2 separate regions of the Homo sapiens genome follow, and region 2 is linked to region 1. The links are chromatin contacts, found by Hi-C or POLR2A ChIA-PET in ENCODE. All regions are on one chromosome and are shown on one strand. Each heading gives the region's core, a stretch centred on a gene start or an enhancer-like site at or near the end of the contact. The rest is flanking DNA. Distances are from core to core; before and after follow the strand shown.

The links. A loop is a pair of places that touch in the nucleus more often than their neighbours do. ChIA-PET counts read pairs that join two places held with the same protein, here RNA polymerase II (POLR2A). Pooled maps may share reads with other maps.
Region 2: a map of endothelial cell of umbilical vein shows a loop between it and region 1 (7-fold over the local background). The contact joins two enhancer-like sites. A Hi-C loop is called at or near these places in 2 of 168 maps with a recorded cell type or tissue (dorsolateral prefrontal cortex and endothelial cell of umbilical vein) and 10 of 50 pooled maps. POLR2A ChIA-PET finds 5 or more read pairs at or near these places in 4 of 52 experiments (CD4-positive, alpha-beta memory T cell, OCI-LY7, WTC11 and 1 more).

Annotation. Positions count from the first base shown.
Region 1 is chr12:14,903,988-14,910,146 of GRCh38, forward strand. LOC124902885 (a long non-coding RNA gene) reads left to right here and starts at 6,120. Exons shown (of 2, transcript XR_007063221.1): 1 at 6,120-6,159. Within about 2 kb of position 1,549, at least 7 of the 41 ENCODE cell types and tissues checked have a DNase peak (open chromatin) inside an H3K27ac peak, as active enhancers do.
Region 2 is chr12:14,990,401-14,996,563 of GRCh38, forward strand. No RefSeq gene overlaps it. Among named protein-coding and RNA genes, the nearest start is that of LINC01489, 8.4 kb to the right of the region's middle. RefSeq lists a silencer at 777-956. Within about 2 kb of position 3,656, at least 5 of the 41 ENCODE cell types and tissues checked have a DNase peak (open chromatin) inside an H3K27ac peak, as active enhancers do.

The DNA.
Region 1 (6,159 bases), core at 299-2,798:
AATGTATTTCTTCTTGCAGGCCACTTGTGTCCTTCACTAATCAGAAACTTTTATATTTTAATGGTACTTCACAAAATCCCCTGAGAAGAAAAGAAAGAGGCAGACCCACCAAAAAAAGGAAAACCCCAAAGGTGAAAAGACAAGGACTGAAAACAAACTCGACCCTGGATTGAGTTACAGCATCAAATACCCTATTGCTGATATGGAAGCGCTGGGTAGAGGAGGGCGTGGTCCCTCCCTAGGGCTCCACTCCCACAGACCTAGGTGAGGACAGGCATTTCCTGCCCAACTGTTGCATTTCCCAAGACCACCCTGGCCTGCCATGCCCCCATCTTGTGCCTATAAAAACTCCCAAGACCCTAGCAGGCAGACTAGAGGCAGCTGAGCTGGACGTCGAGAGGAACACACTGACACTGGCACACCTGCAGGCCACCGACCGGCAGAAGCAGAACGACACAAATTTGGTAGGGACAGTTAGAGGAGAGTCCAGGCTGCTGATCAGCCAGACTTCAGGGGAAAACCATCTCCCTTCTGGCTCCCCCATCTGCTGAGAGCTACTCCCATTCAGTAAAACCTTGCACTCATTCTCCAAGCCTCGGTGTGATCTGATTCTTCTGGTACATCAAGGCAAGAACCCAGGGTACAGAAAGCCCTCCGTCTTTGCAGAAGATAAAGGGTCTAACTGAGCTTACGCAAGCCGACTACGGATGGCTAAACTAAAAGAGCACCCTGTAACACACACCCACTGGGGCTTCAGGAGCTGTAAACATTCACCCCTAGACACTGTCATGGGGTCGGAGCCCAACAACCTGCCCATCTGCATGCTCCCCTAGAGGTCTGAGCAGCGGGACAATGAAGAAGCGAGCCACATCTGCATCGCACACCCTGCGAGGGGGACAAGGGAACTTTTCCTGTTTCGACGGGACAGGAAGTGTTACAGGCCACCATCTTTAATTAGAAAGGCAGTGAGTGCCAAAAAACAAGGAATGCAAGATTCAGACTAAAAATGTGTCTCATTCGCTAGGATAATTGTGCCAACTTTCGTTATAGGAAGCCAAAAGATCCTATCAGGGTAGTTATCAGATCATTAATTTTGTGTCACATACAACCTGTATTGTTACCTTTAAGAACTTCCTGTATCCTCGGCTTCAAATATTTCAGAAAGTGGTCAGGTGTAGTACAGAGATCTGGGGCAATCATTGCATGTTGGAGTCCCGGATTCCAAGGGCTTTTGGGAACAGATTTGTGAGAAAAGAGTGAAAAGGAAGCAAGCAGGAGGATGTTTATTTTTAATAAAGGGACCCTGCCCTAACTTCCTGAACTAAAACCAGTCTAGACTTGTTTTTTCCATTTTACACAATGTCCGTAACAACAGAATACATTTATTAAAACCAAACAAACTGGGGGTTGAGTTTTGGCACAGAAAGTCATACAGAAATAGAATCGGCTGCTCTTGAGTTGGGGTGAGTGATTGATTTACAAACCAGCAGTAGATTAAGGCTGCACTGGCCTTAACTGAACTGAAGTTATTTTCATTATGAAGAGACAATAGAGAGGCAAAATGTCTGGCCTGGTGCCTGGGACATGAACTAGTTAGTCTATCAATTCTGACCTCCTTTTCCTTCAGTTTTCAAAACTCAAGAGATTAGAGCTAGGAAGGACCCTTATGGCATTTTCTTCATAACTGTGTGGAGAAAACTGAGTCTCAGAGAAGTTAGATGTTTTTGCCTCTGCATTCACAGCCATAGATTAAAGCAATGTATCACTAAATTACCAGACAGTACCTACAAATGGGGAGATTTAATTTTGGCTTCTGTCGGTTGGGAACATAAATGTGGCAACAATTCAATTTGCACACAGTTGAGCATAGATTCACAGCCAACTCTTTTTTTTTTTTTTTTTTGAAAAGGAGTCTCGCTCTGTCACTCAGGCTAGAGTGCAGTGGCACGATCTTGGCTCACTGCAAACTCCACCTCCTGGGTTCAAGTGATTCTCCTGCCTCAGTCTCCCAAGTAGCTGGGACTACAGGCACCCACCACCACACCCAGCTAATTTTTATACTTTTAGTAGAGACAGGGTTTCACCATATTGGCCAGGCTGGTCTCGAACTCCTGACCTTGTGATCCCCCCGCCTCGGCCTCCTAGAGTGCTGGGATTACAGGCATGAGCCATGGTGCCCGGCCCACAGTAAACTCTTTAGTAATTGGTAGACTCTGTGTTTGGAGATTATCTGGCTTCTTCCCTCTCCTTCTCAGCCATTTTAGGGTGCCTTCAGTAGTGCTTCAGCATTTAGATGCAGGTAGGTGTGTACTTAATCAACGTTTAAGGAATGTCTGAGTCCAGGCCAAAGTCAATGTGTATTTTTACATTTCAGAATGCTTTCCATTCCTCATCTCGCTTAATCCCTACAGTATACTTATAAGGAGACAGAAAGTTAATTTGAGCTGGATGTGATGGCAAGTGCCTATTGTCCCAGCTACTCAGGAGGCTGAAGCAGGAGGATTGCTTGAGCCCAGGAGTTCAAGGTTACAGCTATGATCATACCACTGCACTCCACCTTGGGTGACAGAGTGAGACCCTATCTCACGAAAAAAACTGTAAAAAAAAAAAAAAAAAAAAAGAAAAGAAAATTAATTTGAACTCTATTTCACCTGTGGAGAAAACGAGATACAGTGATATTCCCAAAATGGCATACTGAGTTTCACAGGGAGGTCAGGATTAGAACCCAAATATCCCTCCTCTAATTTTCTTTACAGTGGGCCATGATCTCCCCCCAATCCCCTCCATTAATAGGAATTAGAGAAGTTGTAACAGTAAATGAATCCCGAAATGTACAATGGAAAGTTGTACAGTAAATGAATACTGAGATGTAGTGAAGTTGTACAGTAAATTAATACTAAATACTATGTTCATTTTCACAAAAAGTGCTTCTAGTTAATTTACTTCAACATGTTGGGCTAATTTTGGAGATGTACAACATTTGGAACCAGAACAGTCATTTCATTTCTAAGACTCATTGTTTTAAAATTTAACTCTTCATGCCCAAAGAGACATCTTCTTTCACAGGCCCCTTCATGATGAATGATACTCCTTCCTTGACTCTTCCAATGTACAGTCATTTTCCAATGGCAGACTGCAAAAGACTAGATGTTTCAACTAAACCAAACACTAACAGTCCTTTGAGTGCTGAGCACCATAACTGGTGAAGACAATGGCTGCTTGGAAAAGTGACTTTATCCTTAGGAGATTTCTCCATTCCCTTGAGATTTCTTCCCTTTCATACAACTGTGACCACTTTGTTCAGATCTTAGAGGCTCAATCTCTCTATAGTAAAAATAAAATAAAACCTTCTATCTCAAAGGATTTTTTAGTATCTTTATTTAAGGGGTGTGTCTTTTACAGAAACGTAGAAATTTGTAGAGGAGGATGAGAAATTAATATTAGTTCTATGAACAAAATAGCCTTTGCTGTGGTTTGGGTTCTATTCTGTTTTTGATGACTAAGAATCATAACTAATAATGGCCTCTTCAAAATACATTTCTTTTAAGAGCCTGATTGATGGTTATCACAGCTTTCCTCATTCATTCGTTAGTTATCAAGTGACGAAGTCCTTTTAAGTTCATTCCTAAAATTTCCATCTCTGCTTAGAATTTGATAACATTGAACTTAAAATCAGACATTTTGAGAGGCATGTAGAAATTGTGTTTTGTGACCTGTGCTTTCCAGAAATGGCTATGTTAAGATACAAAGTTGTAATTAGAATCACACAGACAGAAATGGTGAATCTTCTTGAGGAAACCTTGAGAAACTTGAATATTTTGCAACTTAGAAAATTGGAAAATGAGAAAATGGAGGAACCAGAGGGTCATAAGACAGTTCTCAAACTGTAGATAGCCTTTAGTAAATTGCCATTTTAACACTTTGTCTGGCTTGCATAATTATCTCCAGCCTTAACTATATTGGCTACCATTCTTTCCTAAACATCAGCTGGCTTCAACAGAGCAGTGATTCTCTGACCCATTAGCACTCACCTTACAAGTCAACATCACATTATCACCCACCACCATTCTTGTATTTCACAATCATGTAAATATCCTACCACAAACCACCCTGCCCTCCCATGAACACCTAACATTACCACTTGTTGGCTGACTTAGCCTCTTCCCTTCCTCAGCCTTGGTATATTATTAGTGGTGTTATGGGAAAAAACAGCATGGAGTCAAGAGAATGAGTCAATCCAAGAGAGGCTGCAGGTCTGAGGAGTTAGGTCACAAGTAGTCATTCTTCCCCATTTTCATTCTGTGACGTGTTTGCCAAAGTGTGGTGGAGTAAAGGGTATGTAGGTCTCAAAAGAGTGCCCTTTGGAACCAATAAGATTCTGATGGTCATGGTGTACCAGGTAGAGATTGCAGGACAGGGCCAGAACTTTCAACGTACTGTTCAATATGTATCCACCTCCTTTCAGAGACTTCCTTCCCTGATCATTCCCCTTTGTGCTCAGCCCTCATATTATCACTCAACCTGCCTGAACTTTTGTCCCATGTAGTGACCTAGAGCAACATTATTTGAAGAGATGGAGATGGAGGGAGAAGTAGAGATAGAGGCCATGAACTGGTAGGAAAGTAGTAAAGGATGGACCACAGGGTGGGCAATTATTAGCAAAAAGGAGGATGTGGCAGGAGTGAGGAGCAGGAAATGAAGACAGGAAGGTAAGGTACTACCAACTCTGGACATAAAGACAAGAGATATTTAACAACAGATAAGATCACCTCCATGAAATTTAGCTGGCATAAATAAGCATTAAGGTCAGAATTTGGAGTTAAATCTAACATCGTTTTTTGCTCACTCCCAAGTTACTATACAAGTCTTTGCCTTATTCTTATTGCGTATACATCATCATCATTATTATTATCATTAAAATATTTGACTATCTACTAAGTACATTAGAAATTCAGGCCATTCCTCAAGTTCCCAGTGAACTTCATGTTTATCTTACACTAGGGAACTAGATGGCTGGAGAGGAGAAGATGTGAAGTCAACATTAGGCTTCGTGAGTCTGATCTATTTCCTCGACCTCCTGGGCTCAAGGAACCCTCCCACCTTAGCCTTCTGAGTAGCTGGGACTACAGGTGCATGCCACGACACCCTGGTTATTTTTTATTTTTTGTAGAGACAGGGTCTCACTATATTGTTCAGGCTAGTCTTGAACTCTTGGCCTCAAGTGATCCTTCCACCTAAGCCTCCCAAAATGTTAGGATTACTGTTGTGAACCACTGCACCTGGCCAGATCTATTTCCTGATACATCTTTATCTCTTAGTAGGCACTCAAGAAATGCTTGGTGAGGGAATGAATGAGTGAGTGATTGTAAAGTGAATACTTCTACTGCCCCGGCAGGATTACCTTTTAGTGAAGACAACATAGACGTGTTCTCCCCCAGCACAAACTTAATGAGGGTGCTACATCTTTTATTTGATAAAATGAATCCATCCTTTCCTTATTCTTTTGCATAGCATTGGTGCAATAACTATGATGGTATAAAAGGAGATACAGTTCTAGACATGTGTAGTGGATGCTGTGGTGAGCCGCACAGATCACCCCAAAGTCATTAGCTTCTCCCAGCTCTGAGTATGTTGACAGCTAAGAGCTCTTAGATGAATCCCACCCACCAACCAGCCCAGAAATCTCCCTCTGCTCAAATGAGCCATCTTGCCCACGAGCATGCACCTTTCCTATGTGCAGCTTGCAACATCAGATGTTCAATGTTGGGGTATAGAGGCCTGGGTCTCATTCTCCAATTTGGGGTACTCTACAAGGAAACCTCAGCACCAAATATCCACATGGGATAATCTAAGCCTTTGTTGTGACTGCATCGCAGCCTAACTTATATTTCTGTGGAACCCTACTTTCTTTATTTCTTCACAGATCCCCAGACGCTCCCCAATAAACTCCTTGCAATGGAATTTAGTTGCAGAGTCTTCTTGGAAAACATGACCCGTAATACAATGTTAATTTTAAAATTAACAATTTTAAAATTGTTACTTCACCACAGCTTGAATTATGTCAAACGTGCTCTATTTTTTCTTCCTTAAGTGTATGCTAACACCATATTACCATTTTAAGACCAGTGGGCTAATGTAGAAATTAAATCCTGCTATTAA
Region 2 (6,163 bases), core at 2,406-4,905, 89 kb after region 1:
AACTAGAAAAAATTATTTAAAAATTTATATAGGACCAAAAAAGAGCCTGAATAGTCAAGGCAATCCTAAGCAAAAAGAACAAAGCTAGAGGAATCACATTACCCAACTTCAAACTATACTACAAGGCTACAATGACGAAACAGTATGGTATTGGTACAAAAACAGACATATAGACCAATGAAACAGAATAGTGAGCCTAAAAATAAGGACACACATCTATGACCATCTGACCTTTGACAAAGCTGACAAAAACAAGCAATGGGGAAAAGACTCCCTATTTAATAAATGGTGCTGGGATAACTGGCTAGCCGTATGCATAAGATTGAAGCAGGACCCCTTCCTTATACCATATAGAAAAATCAACTCAAGATGGACGAAAGACTTAGATATAAAACCCAAAACTAGAAACACCTGGAAGGCAACCTAGGCAATACCATCCTGGACATAGGAATGGGCAAAGATTTCATAATGAAGACCCCAAAAGTAACTGCAACGAAAGCAAAAATTGATAAATGGGATCTAATTAAACTTTAGAGCTTCTGTACAGCAAAAGAAACTATCAACAGAGTAAACAGACAACCTACAGAATGGGAGAAAATATTTGCAAACTATGCATCTGACAAAGGTCTAATATCTAGCATCTATAAGGAACTTAAATGTACAACAGAAAAACAAACAACCCCATTAAAAAGTGGGCAAAGGACATGAACAGACACTTTTCAAAAGAACACATACAAGTGGCCAATAAGCATATGAAAAAAGCTCAATATCACTGATCATTAGAGAAGTGAAAATCAAAACCACAGTAAGATATCATCTCACACCAGTCAGAATGACTATTATTAAAAAGTGAAAAAGTAACATATGCTGATGAGGTTGCACAGAAAAGGTAACCCTCATACACTGTTGGTGGGAGTGTGAATGAGTTCAACCATTGTGGAAAGCAGTACAACAATTTCTCAAAAGAGCCAAAAGCAGAACTACCATTCAACCCAGCAATTCCATTACTGAGTATATACCCAGAAGAAGATAAAGCATTCTACCATAAAGACACATGCATGTGAATGTTCATTGCAGCACTGTTCACAATAGTGAAAACGTGGAAGCAACCTAAATTACCATCAGTGATAGACTGAATAAAGAAAATGTACATATACACCATGGAATATTATGCAGCCATAAAAAATGTGATCATGTCTTGTGCCAGAACATGGATGGACCTGGAGGTCATTATCTTTAGCAAACTAAGGCAGGAACAGAAAACCAAATACCACATGTTCTCACTTATAAATGGGAGCTAAATGATAAGAATTTATGAACACAAGGAAGGAAACAGCAGACACTGGGGTCTACTTGAAGGTGGAGGGTGGGAGGAAGGAGAGGAGCAGAAAAGATCACTATTGGGTACTGGGCTTATTACCTGGGTGATGTAATAATATGTACAACAAACCCCTGTGACATGTGTTTATCTACGTAACAAACCTTCACATGTACCCCCAAACCTAAAATAAAAATGTTCAAAAAATAAGATACTTAGAAATAAATTTAATCAAGGAAATGGAAGATCTGTACACTGAAAACTGTAACTGAAACATTGATGAAAGAAATTGAAGAAGACAAACATTAATGGAAAGATATTATGTATCTGTGGATTTGAAAAATTACAATTGCTAAAATTTCCATACTACCCAAAGTTATCTCCAGACTCAATGCAGTTACTGTCAAAATTCCAATGGCATTTTTAGCAGAAATAGAAAAAAAATTTAAATTTTGCATGGAACCACAAAGACCCTGAGTAGCCAAGGCAATCTTGAGAAAGAAGAACCAAACTTGAGGCATCACACTTCTTGGTCTCAAATTATATTATAAAACTGCAGCAATCAAAACAGTATGATACTGGCATAAAAACAGACACATGGACCAATGAAACAGAATTGAGAGCTCAAAAATAAACCCACACATATATGGTTAACTAATCTTTAATAAAGTTGCCAAGAATACACAATGGGGAAAGGATAGTCTCTTCAATAAATGGTGTTGGAGAAACTGGATATTCACATGTAAAAAAATGAAATTCAGCCAAGTGTGGTGGCTCATGCCTGTAATCCCAGCACTTTGGGAGGTCGAGGCAGGAGGATTACTTGAGCCCAGGAATAAATGAGCTTGGGCAACATAGTGAGACCCCCATCTCTATATTTACCAAAAAATAAAAAATAATAAAATTGGATCCTTATCTTATACCATACACAAAAATCAACTCAAAATGGATTAAAGACTTGAACCATAAAACTAGGAGAAAACACAGGGGAAACTCTCCTTAACATTGGTCTTGGCAATAACTTTTTGGATAGGACACTAAAAGCACAGGCAACAAAAGTAAAAAGAAACAAATGGACTCCAGAGATGAATAAGTTGAAATGCTCCAAATGCACTTTCTCATCTATAATGTTGAGGAAATACCATCTATTTCATAAGAATGCCTTTTGAAAGTTACATGAAATAAGTGTGTAATGCTTGGCTCATGGTAAATGTCCAATGATCATATTATGATTGCTATATTCTTTGCCATTGTTATAATTATGAATTTCTTGCTTTCTGCATGACGATAGCCTAGCACGGAGATATAGTTTGTTATGAGATCACATTGAAGGGAACCATTAGCTATGCGACAGCACTGGTAGAGGTTGTTGCGTGTGTATGTGTGTAGCTGTGAGCAATGCAGTCAGGAAGAGTAGTAATTTAGGCGAATCTTTCTACTGTTCTCCATTTCCATCATCTCTTGGGTGAACTATTACCACAGCCTCCAAATAATCTTCCTGTTCTCACACCTGTTCCCCAACTCATCCTTCAAATTGTAGCCATCGTGTCTGTTCCCCCAGCCGTAAGAATGTAAACAGCAAGAAACAGTGACCTCGTTATATCATTCTTGACTGTGTAGTCAGTGTCTGGCATGGAGTCTGGCAGATAGCAAGCACTCAATATATTAATATATATGTTGACTGAATTAATAAGTGATGATTTAAAAGACTCTGCCCCGGCATGCCTATCTTGGCCTAAAGTCACCCTCCTGCACATTGACCATGTCTTCATGGACACTGACTTGGCAAAATTGGTAAAATACTATGCTGATGTGGACATCTGTAAATGTAGCATTTGTAAGTTAAGCTGAAATTTTCATATATTCTATTTCTCTTTCTGAAAGTCACCAAACTTACACAAGAGATGTCAGTTAAAGACATTGTGATGGTTAATTTTAGATGTCACTTTGACTGGCTTGAGAGATGCCAGATGGCTGGTGATGCATTGTTTCTGGGTGTGTCTGTGAGGGTGCTTCCACAGGAGATTGGTGAGTGATTCAGTGGCCTGAAAGAGGAAGACCCACCCTCGGTGTGGGTGGGCACCATCCAGTCATCTGGGGACCCTGCTCATGAAAATGAGCAGAAAAATTATCTCCTTCTCTCCCTTCTACAGCAGGATGCTTTTTCTTTTCCTGCCTTTGGACATCAGACTCTAGGTTCTTCTTCAGCTTTTGGACTCTAGGACTTGCACCAGCAGCCTCCGGGGTTGGGGTAGGGGGTGGTTTCAGTCCTCACTGCTGCACTATGGGCTTTCCTGCATCTGATGCTTAGGACATGGACTGACCATGCTACTGGCTGTGAGTCACGCCATTGGCTTCTCTGGCTCTCCAGCTCGAAGTCAGTCTAACTGAAACTTCACCACTGTGATAGTGTAAGCCAGTTCTCCCCATATATATCCCCTTTTGTATAGCCTGTTGGTTCTGTCTCTCTAGAGAACCCTGAATAATACAGATTTTGGTACCAGGAGTGGTTCTTGATAAACAGAATTTTAAGGATAAATTTTCTTAACTGGTTTTAGGGTTTTTGAAATGGGCTGTCTAATCTGATTAGATATAAAAATGCTAAAGACTCTGCTTCTAACAGTACAGAGAGCACAGATAGTCCATGGCATGAACTGTTGTACAGAAAATAAATATATTTGATACTCCTAATTCACCACATACATGAAGCAAGACACTTGGTAACCCTGTGACTGATACTTTCAAACATTTGTGAAAAACCAAGGAATATAATAATGCTAGTTGGTTGTTCCTAACACCACTGGACAAAGTGATGAAAGAAAATGGGAGGAAAGTGGAAGAGGGGTGAGGGAGAAAAAATTACTGAGTGGGTACAATGTACATTATTCAGATGACAGTTACTCTAAAAGTCCAGACTTCACCATTTGGCAATTTATCCATATAACAAAACTACACTCGTACCCCTTAAATTTATACCAAAAAAAGAGAGAAGAAAGTGATGAGCCCATGGATTTGAATTCTTGGCTCTAGGTGCTCATAAACAGCCTAAGAGCTTCTAAGTGTGCCCCGAAGAAGAACCTTCTCTCCTGTAAACACAGGAAATTGTTGAAATTGCTGAAAATCAAACAAGCCTTCATCATGCAATGGTCTGATGTACAATAAACACAAACTCTCAGCCTCTCAGGTGTCGACTATTAAAGTGAGGACATTGATTGGGAAAGACTGTTTTTGTTTTTTTTTTTAAGTTGGGATGGAGATGTGTGGGAGAACCCTGATGAGGCTGGAGACATCGGGCTCCTAAATTCTGATGAACCCTCATCCCTAGTGGCAGTAGCACCCCCATCTCAAGCCCCACCCCCAGTGATATTGGCCTTTCCACCTGTGTCTGAGGGGATTAACCCTTCATTGTCTGAATAAACAGTAATGGCCTCCCCTGAGGGAGCTTCCAAGCAAGACAAGGCTGATTCTCCTCAGGACCCACCTTCACCTCCTCTCTTTGCTTCTAGCCGCATAACCAGACTCAAGTCCCAGCAGACCCCTAAAGGTGAGATAGAAAGTGTGATCCACGAGGAGGTATGCTACACTCCAAAAGAAAGACTTGAGTTTTCTAATTTACACAAGCAGAAATCCAGGGAACACGTGTGGAATGGATATTATGGGTGTGGGATAATGGTAGAAAGAACATAAAGTTGGATCTAGCTGAATTTATTGACTTGGGCCCACTAAGCAGAGATTCTGCATTTAATGTTGCAGCTTGGGGAGTTAGGAAAGGCGCTAACAATCTGTTTGGTTGGTTGGTTGAAACACGGATAAAAAGGTGGCCCACTGTGAGGGAGCTGGAGATGCTCTTCCTTGGTTTACCATAGAGGAAGGGATTCAAAGGCTTAGGGAGATGGGAAGGCTGGAGTGGATTTGTCACTTAAAACCTGCTCACCCCAACTGGGAGGGTCCATAAGATATAGCTTTCACCAATACTTTGGATGGAGGTCCAAACCCCAGAAATAAGGTTTTGTGACTGTTATTTTGAAAGTGTGCAAAAATCTTGGTTGCTGTGACTTGTGGCAAGGCAATTCATATGCTATAGGAGAGGCTTAGCTACTGCTTAAAGGTTGGAGGTGAGGAAGTAAGCCTGGTTTCTTGAGTGTTGCTTATGGCTTTACTCAAATTTTCCTGAAAATATTTCTCTTAGTTCTTTATGCTGTGTAATAATTTCTACCAGCAAGACTAGGAGAATTAAAAAAAAAAAAAAAACAACAAAATGGATTCTTCTTAGAACTGGGCTTAGACTGCCATCTTGTGGATATTTAGCTTCATATTCTAGTGCTGACAAAAACAGGTAAAAGTAAGTGTACACATTGTTTTTTAAATTGACAAGCAGAAATTGTACATATTTTTGGTGTACAATGTGATGTTTTGATATATGTGTACATTGTGGAACAGCCAAATCAAGTAACTTAATTATACATTACCTCACATACTTATTTTTTGTGGTGAAGACTGAAAATCTACTCTGAAAGCAATTTTCAAACATACAATATATTGTTATTAATTGAAGTCATCGTGATTTACCATAGATCTCTTAAACTGATTTATCATGTCCACCTGAAATTTTGTGTCCTTTGACCAACATCTCCCCAATTCTTCCCATCCCCTGGTTTTCAGAAAACATCATTTTATTCTCTGTTTTCATGCGTTCAGTTTTTTCGCACTTCATGTATAGGTGAGGTGAGATCATGTAGTATTTGTCCTCCCGTGCCTGGCTTACTTCACTTAACATAATGTCCTTTAAGTTCATCCATGTGGTTGCAAATGATAGGATTTCCTTCTTTTTTAAGGCTGCATAGT